Linked DNA regions of Homo sapiens: region 1 is linked to region 2. Evidence: chromatin loops called from intact Hi-C (ENCODE). Cell type or tissue: mammary epithelial cell. All regions are shown on one strand. Links, peaks and the distances in the headings refer to the core of each region. The heading gives the core; the rest is flanking DNA.

Region 1 (8,344 bases), core at 68-8,067, 65 kb after region 2:
ATTTACCTTTTCTGGGATCTGAGACTATCCAAAATGATTCTATATATCTGGACTTTATATTTGTTATTTAATTCATTATTGTTTCAAAATAAATGAATAAGTAACAAAACTTAAAAAAAACTTTTCTGGATAAAAGGTGTTCCAGAACATTTATTCTTTATACTGTATCATAAAGTCAATATAGAATGTTGAGTATAATATTCATTTATTCTAGACAGTTATTGCTTCATGTATGACATGAGGAAAATGTATCCATGCTCTAATATTTTGCATGCCATAAAGTATAAAGGATACTTTATAGTAAGAAAGAATCCACTTTTTTGAAGTTTTGCACAAAATATGGTTAAAAAATCATTTAGATGGTGACCAGAGTGACTCTGTGAAAGATAATAGATTACATGTTAGTTAATATGTAGGTAGCAAGGGAAAGGAAATAAATTCTAAACCTACATGTTTGAGCTGAAGAGAGGAGACTCTTTCTATTAAATTAGTTTGTATATATTGAGCATGGGAACTTCTGCTCTAAAACCATAATGTAAATATTCTGTTGAACCTAAGCTGCTGGAAGATGAGGATTAGGAAGACAAAGGATTCCTATTTGCTTACAATCACTGTGCCAGGTTCTAAATAAAAGCAAATTACAGACTAAATTCTGCCACATATACTGCCATTTGTAAGCCCAACTCTTATTAATAAGCAGGCACAAAAACACTTATACAACCTGCTTTTGTCAGCTTGATAAAGTCCCAATTCTCTGGGTTTTGTGATAAAGCAACCACTTCCTACATAAAAAATTCTCTAGCCCAAAAATATTTTAGAGGCAGGATTCAGTTAACCTAATATTTGAAACAGCCAGCTGGAATATTCTAACCTGTAACCACATTAGAATCCTGCCTTCAGTGACATTCTAAAAGATGAGGAGGAAAATGCTTTCCTGACTTGATTATCCTATATAAGCAGTGGGGGAAGTCTAACATAGTTAGATCTGTATATGTTGAATACACCTAAATTCACATATAATTTACAGGCATCTTCATTATTCTCATTAAAAAGCCACTAAGTTCACCAGTGAAAATCCTCTTCTAATATACATTCACAAAGCCTCTGGTGTTGATCAGGGATAATCGCTAAACCACTTATAGTTGCCTTTTGATTAAATGTTATTACCCTTCATGTGTATAAAGCATTCCCTATTAGGAAAATTAACTGTCTCTTGAGCGAAATTGAATTAAGACATATATAACTTCCTATCTCTATGCTGAAATAGTTTAAAGCGCATTTCCAGTGTCATAACACTCAGAAGTATTTATCTCCAATCCAGACCTTTCCTATAAACTTCAGACTCAGCATAAGTGGCCTACTAAACATAATCAATAGCCTCCTGATTGGTTTCCTGTTACTGTCCTTAGCCCCCTACAGTCTGTTAACAATACCACAAAGAGTAGTTCTGGCTCCTTCTGATAGAAATCTAGAACCGCTCAGAGCAAGGGTCAGATCTTATCATCCTGTGCATGAAACCCTTTAGTGACTCCTCACCTCACAGAAGTAAGAATGAACATCTGACTGGGTCTTCAATTCCTCTGATCTTTCTGATTCTATCTCCTACTGCCCTCATCCTGCTCACAGCAGGGAGTCTCAGTGGCTGCCTTAATGTCTCCTCAATCATGCCGGGTACTCACTTCCACCTCAAGGTGGATTGGACATGAGGCCTTCCTCTGCCTGGTTCCCATTCCTCATATATACGCATGGCTTGCTCCCTTACCTCCTTTAGGAATTTGTGTTAATATCATCGTATTATTTTCCCATGGCTGCTATAACAAACTACCACAAACTCGGTGTCATAAAACAATAGAAATTCCATTCTCTCACAGTTCTGGAAGGCAGAATGAAATGTTTCACTGGGCCCAAATCAAGGTATTGGGAAGGCCACACTCCCTCTAGAGGCTCTACAGGAAATCTGTTCCTTGCCTCTCCTAGCTTCTGGTGGAAGCTGGACTTGTGGCCTCACCATTCCAATCTCTACCTCTATGGTCACATTGCCTCCTCTTCTCTCTCTATAAAATCATCTCTGCCTCTCTATTACAAAGGTACCTACCATAACATTTAGCACCTACCCGGATAATACAGAATAATCTCCTCGTCTCTTAATCTTTAACTTAATTACATCAGGAAACTTTGCCTGTATGTTAACATTCACATGTTCTGAGGCTGAACCTGTTTCCTATGGGGAAGATGTTTGTCAGTCTACCACAGTCATTTCTCATAAAGGCCTTCCCATAATGTCACAATTAAAATGTCAGCCATCCTCTCCCACAGCACTTTCTGTCTCCCTTCTCTGCTTTATTATTTTTTCCAGAGCATTGATCACCAGATGACATTCCTTATATTTACATATTTCTTATATTATTTGGCTTCTTCAACTATAATATGAGTACCATGAAGCCAGAGTTGTCATCTTTTCTCTTCATTGCTCTTTTCCCTAATACCTTGAAAGAACAATGTCTTTCATACAGCAAGCCTTAGATGAATATTTCTGAATGAATAGATAGATGAATGAAGGAAGAAAGGGGTTCAAGTATTTTAGTTGAATGGAAAATGTATCTAGTAAGTTAAAGGGTGCCCCTTCAAAATATTTGTCCATGTCTGAATTCCCAGAATTAGTGAATATTAGCTTGTATGAGGAAAGAGTGAACAGTTGTAAAACATGTGATTCAGTTAAGGATCTGAAGAGGAAAAACTTATCCTGGATAGTCTGGCTGGGTCCTAAATCAAGCACATGTATCTTTATAAGAAAGAGAGGCAGAGGTAGAACAGAAAGAGACACACAGAGACACACAGAGGAAAAGTCACAGAAGAGGAAGCAATGTGACCATGAATCACTCTGGTAATTAGAGTGATAGGGCCATAAGTCAAGGCATGCCAGCAGCCACCAGGAGCTGGAAATGGCAAGGAACATACCCTCCCCTGAAGCCTTCAGAAGCAGTCTGGCCCTGACAAAGACATTTTGATTTCAGACTTCTGGTCTCCAAAACTATGACAGAACAAATTTCCATTATTTTAAGCCACCTAGCTTGTGGCAATCTGTTATGGCAGCCCTAGGAAATTACTACAATGTGGACATTCTAAATGGCTTCTAATTATAGGAAGACAGATTATTTTAGGAAAGGCATTCTTATTTTGAATTTATTATCTGGGTTCCTGTCACTCAATTAAGAGCACAGACTCTGCAGTCAGAAGTCAGATATCCTGTGTTGCAATTATTTTGTTAACTTCTGAGGACCTTGGGGTCCATTGATCTTTTTGCCTTGGTTTTAGCATCTGTAGAAGAAGAATAAACCAATGGTAGGCCTGGAATTAAAATATTTAAGAATTACAAAGCAGTTAGAAATGTGCCTACACCTAACATGCATTAAATGTTGTCATTATTTTGCTATTATTTGCATTATATTATGAAAATCTAGTTTATTAGAAATATCTTAGCAGTGTGATACATTTTTGCCCATCAAAAAGTACAAGAACACAATCTGTTCTCAAGGGGGTGATGGTCTAGGCATTATCACATATTGATGGTAGGAGTAAAATTGCTATAACTGCAATGGGGGGGCAATTGGTACTATTTATCAAAAGTAAAAATTCACTTACACTTGTGAGATAACTTGGTTAGGCACTGCAGCATTGTTTTAATAGCAGAAGACTGGAAACCTAAATTCCAGCAATACAGGCCAAGTTAAAATATGGAATATTCATTCAATGGATTATTGTGAAGCAGTCAAAAAATGAGGCAAATATTTCCAGTTCTGGCAATAGAAGAGTAACTTTTTGCTAACCACAGTCCCACTGAGAATAATAGATATGCTAGACAAAATATAAATGTGTGTGTGTGTGTGTGTGTGTGTGTGTGTTGTGTGTTTGAATAAACGGCTAAGATACTGGAGAGAAAGAAAGCTCATGGAAGTAAGCCAGACATTCTATGCAGCTTTTCTCCTCAAATACTGCCAATTTGGAAGTGGCATAGAACCAAGAGGCTAAATACCTAGCAGTAAACAGCAGCTAAGAAGCTGAGTTGAACTTTTGAAAGTCTTATGGGGTTGGGGAGATAAAATTTTAAACATAATGAATAGAAAGATAGTTGGGAATCCTGAACTCGTAATCTTGGAGGGAAGGGAAGGACAGAAGTAAGCCCAACAGTTGGTCCTGCTCTTTCCCTTAAAACATTGCTCAGGTTGCCAAACATAGATCTGATAAGGAGTTTGCATGTAGAATATGTAGAGATGCCTACATCTTAACAACATATAAACAACTCAATTTAAAAATTGGCAAAGTACTTAAACAGACATTTCTTCAAGGAACATCAACAAATGGCCAATAAGCAGATGAAAATATTTTCAACATCATTAGTCATTAGGGAAATGAGAATCCAAACCACAATGAGGTATCATTTCACACCTACTCGGATGACTACAATAAAAATGATGAATAATGACAAGTAATGGCAGGGATTTGGGGAAACTGAAGCCTTCATATGTAGCTGACAGTATAATGATGCAGCTGCTGTGGAAAACAGTTTAGTGGTCACTCAAAAAATTAAACATAGAATTACCATACGACCAGTAATTGCACTCCTAGGTGTATACCCAAAAGAATTATAAACAGGGACTAATCAGATACTTGTACACAAATGTTCACTGTAGCATTATTTACATAGCCAAAAGTTGGAAATAACTCATGTCCATCAACAAATAAATGGATAAAGAAAATGTGAGTGGCAGGGTGCGGTGGCTGACACCTGTAATCCCAGCACTTTGGGAGGCCAAGGCGGGAAGATCACAAGGTCAGGAGCTTGAGACCAACCTGGACAATATGGTGAAACTCCATCTCTACTAAAAATACAGAAGTTAGCCAGGCATGATGGCAGGCACCTGTAGTCCCAGCTACTCGGGAGGCTGAGGCAGGAGAATCACTTGAACCTGGGAGGCAGAGGTTGCAGTGAGCCGAGATCAAGCCACTGTACTCTAGACTGGGTGACAGAGCAAGATTCCAGCAAAAATAAAAATGATAAATACAGTCAATGGACTGTTATTCAGCAATAAAAAGAATGAAATTCTGATACATGCTACAACATGGATAAACCTTGATAACATTATGCTAAGTGAAATAAGCCAGACAATGAAAACAACACATGTAGTTTGATTTCACTAACATGAAATTATCTATAAGCACCTAATTCACAGAGACATAAAAATTAGAGGTTAAGAGAGGCTAGAGAGAGAGAGAATAGAAAATTATTGCTTAATGGATGCTGAGTTTCTGTTTGAATGATGTAAATATTTTGAAAATAGATGTGACAGTTGTACAACATTGTGCATATAAACTAACGTCACCATGGGCTTCTGGATTGAGTTGGGCACTGTAGGGGCCAAGATGGCTCTCTGAAGTTCTGCTGAAAAAAATAACAAACTCATAAAAGGCGTATTAATTGGTGAAAATGTAACAATTTTGTTTAACATCTATGCAAGGGACCTTTCAGAATGGTGACCCAAAGATACAAGAGAAATTGTCTATTTTTATGCTTAGGTTCAAAAAAAACAGTTGTGTAAAAATATGACAGTTGTGTAAAAATATGATTAAACAAAAAGGGCATAATCTCATACAAATAGACGGAGTCTGGAAGCCCAGCAAGGCCAGTCTGTCTAGATTCTTCTTGGCCTCTTTGAGCGTCATTTCTTCCCTCTGGGGGTGGTGCGGGACCCTTTCTGGAATGGGGGTCTCAGAACCTACAGTCAAACAACTAGGTCAGATAATTTCTTTATGGCCAGTTTTCACACAGAAAATCAGAAGGAAAGTTAAAGTAATATTTTTAGGTTTTATGGCTGGTTTTGGGGAAAAGGGATTCTGGTTTCTACGAAAATCCTTGGGGAAAAGGAATTCTAGTTTCTATGGTTAGCCTTCGGGGAGAATAGACTGAGGGGCAGGAGGGCAAGAGAAGGTCAGGGAAAAACTTTTGCTTCTGTGGCTGCTGCTGAGGCCTTCATTTGGGGGTATTATTTTCTGAGCTGCAGAGGCACCAGGATTTCTATTGTTATTCCCACATTTTCACACCGCACATCACACATACTTAGCATTCAAATTATATTAAATAAATATTTGACTGTCCACCTTCTTCCTATTGTCCTTCCTTCCCCTGGCCTGCCATACTTTCTTTCTCTTGATATCTTTTAATTCAAAAGTTCAAGAACAAAAGGCTGTTCTTGGCATGCAGCAAAAATATTTTAAGAAAATTTCTTGATTTAAATTTAAATGAGCAGTTCATTACATAACACGTATGAATTAAACAGAAATATTGTTGGGAAATATAATTAAAAACAAAGCCTTTTTCCAACCCAGAAATCCTCTCCTTAAAAGTAGTAGTGGAAAACAAAAACAGAAAGTTTTATTATTGACAAGCACTAAGCCAGACTGTGACGTACATCACCATCAATCCACTAAGAGATTGCAAAGACAGAAATCTCAACCTTTCATGTAGACAAGCAGATACAACCTATTACATACATGTTTTCAAGATAAACAATGACTAGTCCTTGACAAGAACATTTGTCACACATAATCCATCCTCACTTTACCTGATCATTGAGGTGACCATCTGTGTTAGCTAATTAGCTGTATCCAGAGGAAAAACAAATTCCTCATCTCTATATGAGAGGAGGTAGTTTCGCAATCCTCCAGCTGAAGTTAGGCTCCTACCTTAACCACAGAAACTGAGAGATAGAGGTGCTATCTCCCTTGATGTTTGCATTTCAAAGAAATCCCTCCCATGTTCTTGAGAAAGATGTCCCTAGGTCATAGAGGTGACAAAAGTCCTATCCAGTCTTCAAAAGGATTTATATACATTTCAAAGACACAAGAAAGTATTTAAGATATTCTAAGATAAGTGCTCTAAGAAAAAGGAGGGGAGAGAGCTCTTACCTCATTCTTAACAGGGAGAACTAAGCCTCTTACTTTTAATTTGCATTTGTTCTTACAATATGCAAATCCATCTTAAATTTAATTAATCTCACTGTGCAATCTTGGTATATTTCATTCCAGTCATTGATATATGTGTGTATCTATCATTTTACATAGGCATTTTATTATTTATTATTTAATGTTATTTATTACTCATATATTTCCTCAGGTATTCAGATCTTTCTGTAAATTCTAATGTGAATAGTCACCTTTGATCTGTGAAAAGAATAAAAAACAAAGTGATTCATAAATAACTAAAGGCTTAGTTTACTCTTAGGAAATATTACATATATTTGAGATGTAGTCTTGCTCTGTCACACAGGCTGAAATGCAGTGGCACGATCTCGGCTCACTGCAACCTCCACCTCCTGAGTTAAAGCAATTCTCCTGCCTCAGTCTCCCAAGTAGCTGGTATTACAGGCATCTGCCACAACACCCAGCTAATTTTTTACTTTTAGTAGAGACAGGTTACCACCATGTTGGCCAGGCTGGTTTCAATCTTCTGACCTCAAGTGATCTGTCCACCTCAGCCTTCCAAAGTCCTGGGATTAGAGGTGTGAGCCACCATGCCTGGTCAGAATATATATACATATTTTTTTTCTTAATTTTTCTACAGCTAGAAACTGAAACCCGCAGGATTTCAGTGTGATGCTTGAGATGACCAACATGACTAGTTTGCTGTGAACTGTATTTTGTGTATTGATTATTTTAAGAAATATTTATCCTCTAAGGAGCTTGCAAACTACCCAGGAAAAGAATGTAGCACAATGAATTGTTATGTATTATTCCATTTGTTTTAATAATAGACATCATGTTAGTCCATTTTCACAGTGCTATAAAGACATACCCGAGACTGAGTAATTTACAAAGAAACAAGGTTTAATTGACTCACAGTTCCGCATGGCTGGGGAGGCCTTAGGAAACTTAACAATCATGGTGGAAGGGGAAGCAGGCACGTCTTACATGGCAGCAGGTGAGAGAGAGAGTGTGTGAGAGCACAGGAAAAACTACCCTTTATAAAACCATCAGATCTCCTAGGAACTCACTCACTATCATGAGAACAGCAAGGAGGAAACCGCCCCCATAATCTAATCACTTCCCTCCCTTCACACGTGAGGATTACAGGTCTCTCCCTTCACATGTGGGAATTACAATTCCAGATGAGATGTGGGTGAGGACACAGAGTCAAACCATATCAATAAGCAATATGCTTATTGCATAAGCAATATGTTATGGGGAGAGAAGTGGGAGTGGTTAAGTTGGCCTGGAAAGTTCAGGAAGAACTACACAGAGGTTAAAAGTACAGTCTAGCCAGAGGGAGGAGCTCAAGCAGAGGAAAAGA
Region 2 (8,344 bases), core at 287-8,286:
TTATCAGGATAATAGAGGTATTAAAATTAGAATAAAAAGCTATTCTGAACTGACCTCCAAACTGAAACATCACTGAGATTCTCAAAATCCAACTGAGAGTCAAATTGGCTGAACTAGGCAAATAAAGAAGAAATGAGGGTTTTTAACCTTACATTTTAGATTTATTGGGGCAGGGGAACTTTCTAAAATACAGAAGTATCACACCCAACCTAGGGAATCATATTTAAAGGCAGCGACGCTCTAATAGATGTTTGTAGTAGTCCATATTGGTTTGTAATTTTAAAGATAAAATATCTAAGTTTTCGATGATTGCTAAGATGAAATAAGCCAACTAGAATCTATCTAATGCACTGTTCACCACTAAAACTGAACAAACTACAAAAAACAAACAAACAAACAAACAAAAACAAGCACTTAAACACTCTGAAAAGTAAAAACTAGCAGGAGGATCTGAAGTTAAAGCTTGAAAGCAGCCCACAGTGGGTAGTGAGTTTCGTATTGTTTTCTTCCTTTATCACTTTGCTTGGATGTTTACCTGAGCTGTCTCCCATGAAAGGTTCTGAACTTCAATTCCAGTCTCCACAGCTCCCTGATAGCGCTGACATCGCTGCTTAACCTTTTAGCTTCTAAGCATCTGTGAAGCAGGTTCACTAATTACTATTTGCCTGACTCTGTTGAGACAGAACACACTCACACACACAATATATGAAGGAGATTTTTACTTACAGACAGCAAGGGACAAAAGCAGCTTATGATTCATTGTGAGCTGACCACCTAATCTTCAACAAACTGCCCAGAGTGAATAAAGTCTCAACGGAGCATGCCCCACTTGCACTGCAGCTGAGGAAACACAGCTGGCAGCCTGTTCTGAGTTATATAACCCAGGGGCCGCATGATCACTGGGCAAAGCTTTGAAGGATATCTCGCTTCCACAGGAAGGAGGAGTAAAGCCCAGGCTGTACCAGAGCAGTTCCTCCCTAACTCAAGATGTTGCATTCCCAGCACATTCTATAGTTATTTTTGAGAACTACAAGCAAGAAACAGGGATAACTAGGTATGTCCAAGGCCACCTGGAGAATTGTCCTAAGGTCTACCCCTCTAGCCAGACATCTCTCGTAGCAAAGTCAGTGCATTTCAAATGCCCACCAACCTCTCTGGATCTGGAGGAAGAGGTTTATCTAGCCAGACTGATGTAGCACCTTGACTGACCCAAACTCAGTGCAACACTGTTGAGTAACAGACAGAAAATCCTTTACTGGATCCCAAAGGACTACACCACTAGCAGGACAGCCAGACCTGCTTGAGGCAGTGACCTAATCCAGGATACCAGTGTCTCAGGTAAGAAGTTGCTAAAAAAAAAAGGCAAAGAAGGATTATCAGATAGCCCCACTGTTTGTAGCCAGTGGACCTGCTTCCAGATCTCCTCTACTTATGTCTCTACTGTACCTAAGGTGTTTATCTAGCTACAGCAGTAGGAATTGCCAAACACATACACTCCTCTCAATTGAGCTAAAAGAAAGTCTCGGGCAATTCCACTGTCTAAAACAACTTTCCTGAGGAATCTGGGGGATGTCTAGGGCTTCCAAGACAGTGGCAGTGGAAAAGCAATATCTGCATGGTCAGAGGCAGGGTTCTTACTACTTTTTTATGAGTACCAACTCATGTGTGACATCAAAGATCTAATAAAGGACATAAACCCAAAGTCAATCCCACCTCCTGGTGGGTTCCTAGTAAGCCTGTGTAAAAGCTTAAGGCCACTGGCCTAATGGAGCATCTCCTTCCCAGGGTGATATCTAGGGGCACCCCTAGTACACCCAATGTGCAGGATCCCACCAGCTACCAGCTTTACAGGCATGGCATTGTCTATCCTGTATCTAGGCCATCCCCAGCCACCTGCAGAGAGAGATGCAACGCTTGGGCACACACAGCACCCCTTTCTTTGTTTCTTTGTTCAGTGAGCCACTCATTGGTAAAGAGGCATTGACATTTCCCAGCCAAGTCTCATTGATGGCATAGTTGCATGAGCCCAATTTCCTTCATATAATATTGTTCATGAAACTCCTATGCAGAGGACTAGCACTGGTCCAGTTCTTGTTTTCTTTATTACCACTGTAACATTTCTGATCCATGTAATCAGAGGAGCTTAGTGCATCAGAGCACAAGCCCACCAAGATTCTGTTTAGTTATAGTTGTGATATTTTGCCACACAGTCAGTTATAAGTTAAAACAGAGAACCTTCTGCTCTCTCCCATGCAACAGGTACCAGATCCTCATTCAATAAGCTAGGGCTGCTCAGGTTCTGTTAGTGTACACTGTGGCATTAAGGAATGCTGGTGTGGTTTTATCACTGGCAGGTAACTGTGGTCTGTGACAGAATGAGGCCCATATGAAAGATCCAACACTTTATCAGATTATCCACATTGCCACAGTCTGGGAGAGCCTAAAAATGATATTATATTTCTAGGCCTGTACTACCCTGTCCTCGTGGAAAAAGCAGATTAACAAGTTAGTTTCCCACCCCTCTACCCTCCCAGGATCTCAGGTATCCCCTACCTATTGCATAAGGGTTGGGCTGAGTTGGTGTAGTGAACCCATCTGTCTGCCCCAGTCCCAAGGCTAATACCTTTGTGATCACTCATTATTCTTGTTGCTTGACCCAGACCTTTGGGCCTGTGTCATCCAGCCTAGGAAGGGAGGTTATATCCTGTATTAACTTGACATGTCTGATAACATCCACTATACTGGAAGGATTAAACGCTCCCTGCCTCCAGGGGAACCCTAGCATCCTGGTATTCCTTGGTCTTGTTCTCCACCTCTGTGGAATCCCATAGAGGAGAAGAACCCAGGAGAAGTATCACCTTGAAGTTAGGGAGCCTTGTCTGGGGTACTAGGGTGGCCTAAACTGCAAACCACCCTCCAGGACATGCACTGTAAAGGGGAAGAACAAAAATCATAGTTTGGAACACTGGAATTGGGATTTTGCAGGCACAGCCTAATCAGGCAGCTACTTAGTCCACCTCCACCTCCACCAAGCTCTGCATCTCTGTCAACCTCCAGGCAGCTACTTAGTCCACCTCCACCTCCACCAAGCTCTGTCAACTTGAGCTGCAGTACCATGTTTCCCTTGGATTAGAGTGCAGTGTTTAGTGACCACATTGCTCTAGTCAGAAGGGGTTGTCACTCCATTAGCAGGCCATCTTGATGTCATTTCTTCAGTTGTTTTGTGAGTTGGCTCCACCACCATTCAACAGCTCCATTGGCCTGAGGATGACAAAGTGTATGGAAAGTCCATTGTATTTTAGGAGAATGCACACATTGTTGTGTTATTTGGGTAGTAACCATTCCTTGGTCAGAGTGAAGTTCCGTGGGGTAATCAAAAACATGACATGTGTTCCTTTTAAGAGAAGCTATGTTAGTCCCATCCTCCACATGAGTGACATATATACTTTCCCATTCCAGACAGCAAGTTATTGTAATAGTACTTGTCCTTTAATAATCCATCCACTTAGTTGCCTTTCTTCTGACGAGATGTCTAGGTTGTTGGCAACAGCTGATGAGTCAGTGAAAATGTAGCAAGATAGGGTGGTAGAGGAAGTCTATGTGGCTATCACCACTGCATGTAGTTTGGCCCATTGTTCAAAATGCCCATGTCCAGTCTCAGCCATGAGATACCTATCCACTGGCTAGATGGCTACCACAGCCCAGGGAACCCTGCCTGCTTGCCATTTGGAAGAGCCATCAGTAAACAAGCCATGTCATACTGTCAGTAGGCACGTCTCAGTCTTGGGCCCCAGGTATCCATAGGAGGATCCAAAACATCCCCTACATGTTGTTTAGTCCCTTCTGGCAAGTTAGCCACTTGCTCATGGAGCCTACTGGTCTCTTGGCTGCTAAGCCCAATCTTTTGAATGTATCCTATCCATTTGATCATTGAGCTGTATTGAGCCTGTCCAATTTCATTGGCAAGGTTTGTGAGTGCCCAGGTGAGAATGGACAGTTCAAGTTGCAGTGTCTTTTGTGGCAGTTCAGTCACAAGATGCTCAGTCTCCTTTAGTGTCCAATGGCAAGCAAGGAGTTGTCATTCAAAAGAGGTGTATCTGCAGGCGGCCTCAGGCAACTTACATGTCCAAACTCCAAGAGGCTTGCACACCCCATTGGCAATTTTCTGTTGCCACAGACTCCAATCCACATGCAGAGTGGTTATGCACACATGTCATTTCATCAGGGTAGCAGGCTTTAAAGCTTTTAAAGTCAGTGCCTGGGCCACAGCTCATTGAATGGCTTCCAAAGCCTGCTGCTGCAAAGGGTTCCACTTAAAGTTAGTAGCTTTGCTGGTCACCTGACTAAGGGGACCAACAGAACACCCAGGTGGGGTACATACTGTCTCTAGTACCCAAAGATGCCTGCCAGCTATTAGGCCTCCTTTTTATTAGTGAGTACCTCCAGGGTTAAAAATATTTATTTCACTGTCTCTGGAATACCTTTTTGGCATCCTGCCCAAGTGACTCTGGCATTCAGCCTGGACAGTCCATTGTTAGTCTCTGTGCCCCAAAGGCCTTTTTGACCAGCCAGAAGAGGCTGTTACATTGTGATAGTGTAGTGTGTAGCAAGGCCTGAATTAGCAAAATAATACCCTATTTTCCACTTAGCTTGCAGTACTGCTTTTGCGGAAGAAACTTGGGACTTGGGTAGCTTAGGTGGCAGGCTGAAGTGGATATGTTCCACTGTTAGGCTCGAATTCTTGGCTATGATGTGGTGATATTCTGTTCCACAAGCAGCCAGAGTGTCAATGCGTATGTCAACTAAAGAAAAAAAAAGCTTTTAAAGAGTTACGGTGGGTTTTATTTATAAGTTTTATTGAGGACTATAGACCAAGGCCTATAGCCTGGTGGCAGCCCTGTGGAGGGTTTTTATTAGACTGTTTGGCACAGTATTTTAGCCCAATGCTTATATAGAGATGGTAAGTGTTTAGTACATGTAAAATTGTATTAAACTTGTTCAGAAGTTATATTAGAGCAGAATCAGATCAAGGTTTGGGTGTAAGAGTACATCTGGCTATAGATTACAGAGGCATAATCACTAACCCTGTCAGACATTATCTTATCTGTAGAAGAGGAAAGGACTAGGATTATTTATCTTCTAAGGAATACAGTGACTAGGGCAAGAGGCATGGGGGTGGGAGTGGTCTATCCTGTTTTGTCTTTAAAGCGTCTTTCTGAGAGCTGCACATCATCACAGAGTCAGGGGCTTTGTGAAATCATGCTGGAAAGCAGAAATGAGCATAGTGTGATGGTTACTACTGAGTGTCAACTCGATTGGATTGAAGGATGCAAAGTATTGATTCTGGGTGTATCTGTGAGGGTGTTGCCAAGGGAGACTAACATTTGAGTCAGTGAACTGGAAAAGACAGACTCAGCCTTAATCTGGGTGGACACAATCTAATCAGCTGCCAGCATGACTAGGATAAATTGCAAGCAGAAGAATGTGAAAAGACTAGACTGTCTTAGCCTCCCAGCCTACATGTTTCTCCTGTGCTGAATGCTTCCTGCCCTTAAACATAGGACTTAAAGTTCTTCAGCTCTGGGACTCGGGCTGGCTTCCTTGCTCCTCAGTTTGCAGACGGCCTATTGTGGGACCTTGTGATCGTATTAGTTTAATACTCTTTAATAAACTCCTATATATATAATAGGTGATATATATATATACAAAATAGGCTATATATACATATCGCCTATTAGTTCTGTCCCTCTACAGAACCCTGACTTATACACATGGCTTCTTTTTATTTTTTATGTTTGTGGGCACATAGTAGGTGTATATATTTAAGGGATGCATGATGCTTGCTACTTTGTCTCACAACTCTCATGTACTCAGCTATGGGAACCACAGTCTCTGGCACCTGAAATGGCTCAAAGGACCCCAAGCATAAGCAAATAAGTACTGCGAGTCACATATTTGTCCCCAATTCTCCTGAGGTCATCAGTTTAATTTTTCCCCTAAGGGGACCTGGAAGTATTGTTATGTGGGCTCTAATATCCAAGAGCCCCCAGAAAAGTCCGAGTTCCTTTCTTTTCTCCTCTTGTTTTAACAGGATTATAGGGACATTGGCATTGACCTCCAGTTGAGAACCTAATTTCTCAGGCTGACTGGCCCCATTTCTAACTGTACCATTCTGCCTGAGACATTTGGATTTGCAATGTCCCTTGATTTAAAAAAAAAAAAAATCAACCAGGCTGCATGAGATTCCTCTGGCCTTTCTCTATATTTATGCTTTAGATAATGAGTCTCTCTTTCTGTGAAGGCCCACATAGCACACGTGTTAGTTCCCTTTCAGGGTTCTTCTGAGTACTCACTTTCCCAGTTCTCTAGCCAGGAATGAACAGTCACATAAGTGTCCAAAGCCAGGGGATCCTGTGCCGTGCTCCCCTGTTTCTGCATTCCTCTCTCTCTGCCTCAATCAGCAACCAGCTCACACATCTGGGTGGGGGAGGTGACCTATGCCTACCTTATCACCCTTCTTTCCTGATCAAACATCCAGCTGCACATCCAGCCCCTGTTTGCCCAGGCTGATGCTTATTGGCAAAGTGGGTAGAGCAGTAACCCCCAGTGCCAGCCTGGGGGTTATTTGCTGCCCCTACTTTGCCCATAAGCCATGGTTCTTTCAGACCAGCCTCTACTCACTATGTCAATTTTGTAAAGCAGGTTTACTAATTACCATTTGTCTGAGTCTGGTGAGACAAAACATACACACAACAAGTTATGTGCAACAGATTTATTACTCACAGATAGGCAGCAAGAGACAAAAGAAGCTTAGGATCTGTTGTGAGCCAATCCCTCCATGCCTCAACAAAGCTGCACAGGGCAAGTGAAGTCTCAACTGAGCATGTCCCACTTGCATTACAGCTGAGGAACCCCAACAGGAAGCCCACCCTGGATTATATACATCAGAGGCACGTAACTCATCAGGCAAATCTTTGAAAGACATCTGGCTTCCAGGGAAAAGTGGAGTAAAGCCAAGGCTGTACCAGAGTAGTTCCTCCCTAACTCAAGACGTTGCATTCCCATCACAATCTACAGCTGTTCCTGAGAACTCCAAGCAAGAAAAGGGAGAGAACTAGGTCACTCCAAGGCCACCCAGACAACTGACCTGCAGCACCAAATGTCTATACAATGTTGGTTTCACTTCTCTGTGGTACCCTTTTTCCAGGGCCTTGGCCTAGCTGACTTTTTTATTCCTTGATTATAATTTTTCCCAGGAGACTTTTAAAACTGTTCAGTCTCTACTTTCTGCTTGGCTTCTCTGACACACTCAGGAAACACACAGAGGGGAAAGCACAGTAGACAAGGTCAGCCTATGCTCTCTCTGTAGCCTTGACTTTTCAGGTCCTGGTTTTCTTTCTTTGTTCTTCAATCTAGGCTTTCTTGTTGTCTCAGTGTGATAGTTGATTTGATAAAAGCTACTATGATGTAGCAAGAAATGGACGTCTTAATAATTTATGGTTTTAGAAGTTATTAATTTTTAGTTTTATTGCCCAAACGTTTTCCAAGAAAGTTTTAAAAATTAATAATGCTTAAGTACATGATACATGTAATGCGCTCTGTGGTTTCTTCAGCTTATGCAGAATTCACAGGGGACTAACTGACATATTTAGCTAGTACGCACCTATTTTCTATGTAACCAATGTATATGTCCTCCTTTTTTATAAAGATTTTCTAGACATGTAGGCCCATTTAAATGTGAAAATATATGTATTTTCATATATACATGTATACAAAATTTTTTCCAAGTGTTCAAGGATATTCACAATTTTTTAATGTTTTCAATATGCTTAAATAATTACAAGCAATTAAGTGTATATTTAGTATATTCTTGCTTGGGAATTTAGATCAGTATTGGGTTATAGATGTCTCAAATCTTATATAATCTAATGTGGGAATTTGTATGTTGTATAAAATGTATTTAAATGTAGAACTGCCTTCCCAAATTAGGTTAAATGTGATTAAACATAACCTCAAGCATGCCTAAAGAAATTCTAAACTTAACTAGTGTAATAATTTTTGTAAAAGATATGGAACAATTATTTGATAAAATTTATTATGCCAGAAAAATCCAGCCTTGCTGCTGCAGCAACTATAAATCTGGCCTGATTTTAAAATTCGACAGGTAACATTTTTACAACCACAAGATTTGAGATACTAGTTATAAATGAGGATTCTCTGTGGGACCACTATTCCTGCTGAAGAAAATGAATTCTTCAAAGTCCTCTACATATTATGTGACTTTAATATCTGAATAGTCACTGACATAAAGGGTTGACTTACTTTTAAGTTATTAGTGCCAGCT

What was found. Peaks named below come from ENCODE experiments on the same cell type or tissue, not always from the same donor. Only the 100,000 strongest peaks of a DNase experiment are listed, where the experiment ranks them.
Region 1: it touches region 2 in a loop (2.1-fold over the local background); 2 of 110 quality-filtered maps call a loop at or near these places.

What each region holds. Positions count from the first base shown.
Region 1 is chr6:76,702,387-76,710,730 of GRCh38, reverse strand. The region is part of intron 3 of LOC105377861 (a long non-coding RNA gene); the gene reads left to right. Among named protein-coding and RNA genes, the nearest start is that of LINC02540, 110 kb to the right of the region's middle. RefSeq lists enhancers at 1,310-1,836, 2,434-2,603, 6,407-7,236. In mammary epithelial cell, for the core only: no CTCF peak of the experiment used is centred there; no DNase peak of the experiment used is centred there.
Region 2 is chr6:76,767,458-76,775,801 of GRCh38, reverse strand. It overlaps LOC105377862 (a long non-coding RNA gene), which reads right to left and starts at 852. Exons shown (of 4, transcript NR_187980.1): 1 at 727-852; 2 at 536-634. In mammary epithelial cell, for the core only: no CTCF peak of the experiment used is centred there; no DNase peak of the experiment used is centred there.